2 separate regions of the Homo sapiens genome follow, and region 1 is linked to region 2. A link is an interaction called in ENCODE POLR2A ChIA-PET data of the cell type or tissue named here. Cell type or tissue: PC-9. All regions are shown on one strand. Links, peaks and the distances in the headings refer to the core of each region. The heading gives the core; the rest is flanking DNA. Region 1 overlaps LINC01673 (long intergenic non-protein coding RNA 1673). Region 2 overlaps LOC107985486 (a long non-coding RNA gene).

What was found. Peaks named below come from ENCODE experiments on the same cell type or tissue, not always from the same donor. Only the 100,000 strongest peaks of a DNase experiment are listed, where the experiment ranks them.
Region 1: POLR2A ChIA-PET joins it to region 2 with 14 read pairs; 2 of 35 experiments call an interaction of 5 or more read pairs at or near these places.

Annotation. Positions count from the first base shown.
Region 1 is chr21:27,639,468-27,642,398 of GRCh38, reverse strand. All of the region lies in intron 1 of LINC01673 (long intergenic non-protein coding RNA 1673), which reads right to left. Among named protein-coding and RNA genes, the nearest start is that of LINC01673, 2.3 kb to the right of the region's middle. In PC-9, for the core only: no CTCF peak of the experiment used is centred there; no DNase peak of the experiment used is centred there.
Region 2 is chr21:29,443,608-29,446,538 of GRCh38, reverse strand. The region is part of intron 1 of LOC107985486 (a long non-coding RNA gene); the gene reads right to left. Among named protein-coding and RNA genes, the nearest start is that of BACH1-IT3, 51 kb to the left of the region's middle. In PC-9, for the core only: no CTCF peak of the experiment used is centred there; no DNase peak of the experiment used is centred there.

The sequences.
Region 1 (2,931 bases), core at 339-2,838, 1.8 Mb after region 2:
TATCTAATTAATTTTAAAAGCCTCCTTCCTTTACCTTCACCCTTAGTCACACATATTAAAAAAATACCAAACTATGCAGACTAACACTATGATTAATCAAGTTCTACATTTGAAAGGAAGCCTGTTAAGTTTCAGTATAAATTATTCTGCTATTTGCTATCCTAACATTGATATAATTATACCTTCCTTTTTAAATTTACCAATTTTATGCAATATTTATTAAGTCCTTTTTATATAAGATGAGGAATTTAGTGTACTTATAATTTCAGGACTCTTTCTTCAACTTCTGAAGTTTTGGTAGTTATACAATTTTTGTTTTTATTCATTAATTAATTAATTCATTCATTAGAAAATATTTAGTGAGGCCAGGCATGATGGCTCATGCCTGTAATCCCATCCCAGCACTTTGGGAGGCCGAGGTGGACCGATCACCTGAGGTCAGGAGTTTGAGACCAGTCTGACCAACATGGAGAAACCGCATCTCTACTAAAAGTACAAAATTAGCTGAGGCATGGTGGCACATGCTTGTAATCCCAGCTACTCGGGAGGCTGACACAGGAGAATCAGCTACTCGGGAGGCTGACATCTAAGCCGAGGTGGCGCCATTGCACTCCAGCCTGGGCAACAAGAGCAAAACTCCATCTCAAAAAAAAAAAAGAAAAAAATTTAGTGAGCACACTAGGTGCCAGTCACTAATCTAGCTTCTAGGACTATAACAGGGAACAGCACAGACTTGGTGCCTACTGACTCGGAGCTTGAATTTCAAGGGAAAAGACAGATAATAAAAATAAACAAATGAATGAAACCACTACACAGTGATATAGCAGCCACATCTTCTAGCCTTTATAGAGAATGTTGATGGTGCCATTTTGAGTGATAGTTGAGCAAAATCTCTCTTGAGTTAGTATTTAAACTGAGTCCTGAAGTTTGAGAAGGAAACAGCTAGGCAAAGACCAAGATCACAGAGCATTCCTGGTAAAGAGAAATCCAACTACATGGCAACATCTCAAAGGTGACAAAAATGTGATAATGTGAGGAAGACATTAGAAGATGAGGTTCAAATTGTTTTGTAACAATTTTGTCTTTGTCCCTCTACACTGGGCCCTGTGTCTCTATATGTGTCCTCGTATGTGTGTGTGCATGCATGTGCCCTTTAAAATCCATGCTTATATTATTTTCACCTTGTCCACCCCAGTAATGTTTTCTTTTTTTTAAATATCTTTTGCAAAAACCACTTATTTGTCTCTCATTGATCAGAACTGATTCATGTGATTGACTAAATCTGGAACATAGGTTGATGCTTGGAGCAGAAAAGAAATCAACCTAATTTGAACAACATGGGAAGATTGGAAAACTACTGATTCTCTGAAGGGTGATTGATGAATTGTTACTACAAAATGGGTGAATGAACCCTGACCAATGAGTAGTCACTACAGAAGCCCTGAAACATCAAAGTAGGCATGTCAGTAGGCAATCAGACTTCAAATCTAGCTATGAGTTGGAAACTTGAAAAATGGAAGTCTTCAAGAGATAGATGATACTTAAGCAATACAGAAAGTTTAAATCAAGTTGGAGAGATGATAGAGAATAATAAACAGCACATTACCTAGCACTGTGGAACTCTAATATAAAGCTTGGGTATATGGGAAGAGGTCAGTAAAGCAGTTGACAAAAGAATATCTCACTCATCTGTATAGCCGGTGATCAGGACGGGGAGTTACATTAGGCTAAATTCTTCTATAGACTTTATGGAAGCCTTTATAGAACCTTCTATAGGTTCTGCCTTTAAATGTCCCTAGGATCATTCCCTGTTCTTTGTGAATGTTGACTTAGAGTTTAGTTTCTCTAAAGTAGAGATGGGAAGGATGACTCTCTCCAATACAATGATCTTGCATTTGTTTTGGGTTATACTGTTCCTACTCTGTTGCTCCTTTAATCCAATATCAGTGTTATGCTCTGGAAAGTCCTCAAAATTAGTGCAATGAATTAATAGCACTCTTTCTTGCTTTCCAGAACTATGTTTTGGATTTACACACCTTAAAATGAGTTTTTCTTCATTTCCACAGGATATTGGGAGGGAAGGAGGTAAATTCCTATCCTCAACCTGCCACCTTCCACTAGTAGTCGAAACGTTACTTCTATAAAATAATTTCCTGAAACTTCTGTATGGTTAAAAAAAATCCTGCTGTGTAAACCAAGTAATAATTTCCCCCTGGAAATTGAAATTAAGGATAAACAATTGAGTGAAATTAACACTTAACTAATGTGTTTTCTTTCTAATTTATTAAATATTTTAGAGCTTTGGAAGCAAAAGCAGCAGCTCTTTTATAACTTTCCAGAACACCTTTATTATAATCAACCTATTTCACGTAACACTCTGGTGTTCTTAGTTTTACTTGTAATTAGACTTTTGCCTCTCTAATTGCACCAAAATAGTAATAAATGTTTTTAAAAAGATTTTGTCTCTTTGAAAAGAGAATGAATGTATCCATTAGCTTATTGGCATCCATCATCTTATAGAGGTCAGTTCGCTTAAATATTTTGGATGGAATACATCTTCCTAACTCAGTTTTCTCTTAAAATGTTAGGAAAAAAGCCCTCAAGACAACTACCACAGAAGTCAGGATACTTGCTTCAAATGATGCTATAGCATTGTTGTTAGTCCTAGTATTATAAAATAAATGAAAGGTATCATAGAAACAAGTACATAATAGACACCCAGTCCATATTTGCTTACTCTTTTAAATAAAAGCAATATCACAAATAAGTTAATTGATCTCTAGCTAGAATGTTGTCCTTATTAGATAGTTTCACATTCAAACTGAAAAAACATTTCAGAATTTGATATGAAACCCATGCACATGGTTTACATTCATTTAAAGCCATATATTTTGCTCAATTGTTTTTTCATTTCTTTTCTGGCACTGCCTA
Region 2 (2,931 bases), core at 93-2,592:
CTTGGGAGGCTGAGGTAGGAAGCTCACTTGAGCCTGGGAGGTCAAGGCTGCAATGAGCCACGATAGCTCCATTGCACTCCAGCCTGGACAACAGAGAGAGACCCTGCCTCAAAAAGTTAATTAATTAATTAATTAATTAATTGAAAAACCTAAAGGGAAAACTGCTTCTCACGAGAAGTTGAAAGATAACAAAACAGCTCTTTCCGAGTCTGAATGTTCTCTTGGATTGGCTTTTGTGGGTTGGTGTGTGTGTGCACATGTATGTGTGTGTACACGTGTGTCATACATGTGAGTGTGCATGTGTGTGGGAACTCAGTATCAACAGTACATGAACTTATAGCTCCTGTCTGACTCCTAACCTGCTGGTTGCTGGCTGGCAGATGAATCAGCTTTCCCTAAGGCGTGTGCCCATTTTTTATCCAATCAATCATTACGGAAGCACACATATAGTGCTGAGCTAGCAAGCAGAACAGTTAGAAAGGGAGATTGGACAAGACCGGCAAATTAATTGATGTCTCTTCTACAACTGTTTTTCTAAAATAATAATAAATATCATTAAGATTCAAGTAAGATATAAAAATCATATTGGGAACTGAAAAATTATTATGCACAATTAGAATAATTGCATCATTAAAAGAGCCGAATAAATCTGCTATTAGAGATAAATTACCAATTAGAAATAATAACAGTGAAATGAAAAGATAGAACATCCAAAAAGTTCATCAAAGTCTTATATCCCGTAAAAGGAAGCTAAAGCATAATAATAAAAGAGATCTATTCTCAAGAATAATAGAGTTAGCAAATATTCATGAAAAAGCTTAATTAAAAGCTACATAGAACTTTTATAATGAAAAATGTTAAGTAGGAAATATAAAGAAAAACTTTAATAAGTGAAGTTATAATTTAAACCTTGATAAAGAGATTAATATTTCTTCAAAGTTAATTTGTAGAAGTATTACCATTGCATTCAAACTCTCAATAGAGAGGGGTGGGAAGATAACAAAATATTTCCAAAATCAATTTTAGAAAAGTGTTTAGAATAATTGGAATATTATAAAAACACTGAAAAAAGTGTCACTGGTTTTTAAAATATAAGAAAAGCAAAGTATTGCTCTTAGAAGAATTAAGTTGTGTTAGATGTTAAAACATTATAAAACATTATAAAATTAACAAATTCATAAAAATTAGAATAATTAAAATATTGATTATATCTGCAGACAAATAATAATTTTTCTCAAGCCTAAAGTACCAATCAAAATCATAAGAAAAAACTGACAAATTTAGATATGTAAAACTTAAAATGATATATTAAAAACTCAATTGATAAAGAAACCAGTAGACTATGAACAATATTTGATATTGAGTATGTCAAATATTTCTATAAAATATCATCTCATTAAAATTTATTTTAAAAGGCAAAAATGCCCTAGCATTAAAATTGAAAATATGTAACAATTTGTACAAGAAAGAACACAATTACATTTAAACAAACAAATGGAAATGTGTTCATTCTCACTAAACATCAAAGATTGCACATTAAAGCAAACTTGAAATATTAACATGGACCTACAAATTAGAAAACACTTCTGGAAATAGCACACAGATTGAATAAGGATGTTACCACACTAGAAATACTCTGTACAATTTGTAACACTGCAAACTGGTACAACTGATTTGGATGGCAACATTACAAATTGAACACCAAAGGCCATAAAAAACTATTTTTTCCACTTTACCACTCCCAAGAGATAAAGGAAAGAGTGCAATCTCTTTTTGTTTTTTGCATTTTTAAAATTATTTAAATAGGTTTTTGAGGAACAGGTGGTGTTTGATTACCTGAGTAAGTTCTTTCATGGTGATTTCTGAGATTTTGGTGCACCCATCACCCGAGTACTGTACCTTATACCCAACGTGTAGTCTTTTATCCCTCAGCCCACTGCAACACTTTCCCCTGAGTTCCCAAAGTCCATTGTATCATTCCTATGTCTTTTCATCCTTATAGTTTAGCTCCCACTTGTGAGTAAGAACATATGATGTTTGGTTTTCCATTCCCGAGTTACTTCACTTAGAATAATGGTCTCCAATTCCATCCAGGTTGCTGCAAATGTCATTATTTCATTCCTTTTTATGGCTGAGTAGTAGTCCATGGTATATATATTCCACAATTTCTTTATCCACTCATTGATTGATGGGCATTTGGGCTGGTTCCATATATTTGCAATTGCTAATTGTGCTGCTATAAACATGTGTGTGCAAGTATCTTTTTTGTATAATGACTTCTTTTCCTGTGGGAAGATACCCAGGAGTGAGATTGCTGGATCACATGGTAGTTCTACTTTTAGTTCTTTAAGGAATGGAATGAACACAATCTTTGAGATCAAATAGACACAGGCTCCATTCTGATATACTGCAGCTTTACTATCTTCATTGATTAGAAAGTGATGATAACTGTGGCTAAGATTTCCACAGAGAGCAAATAAGATAATGATACTATAAATGCCTAGCACTTTAGAGACACTAAATGGATTGTATTACCTATGTTTTTTCTCCTCATCTTTCTTATCCCCATGAAACACACACACAAACATGAACATACATGCACTTATATATAAGCACAGAAAATTTAAAGAAAATAATTTAATCAAAAAAGCTTTATGCTCTGAGAACAGAAGGGGAAATGGCATGCCATTCCTTTAACAATGCCTAAGCCATTACAAGGGATTGGGAGTTTTCCAGCTACAATCTTGGCCATCTGTATTAGTCTGTTCTCACACTGCTATGAAGAAATAACCAAGACTGAATAATTTATAACAGAAAGAGGTGAAATTGACTCAGTTCTTCAGGGCTGGGGAGGCCTTGGGGAACTTACAATCATGGTGGAAGGGGAAGCAACCATGACCTTCTTCACATGGCAACAGAACTGTGCTGAGC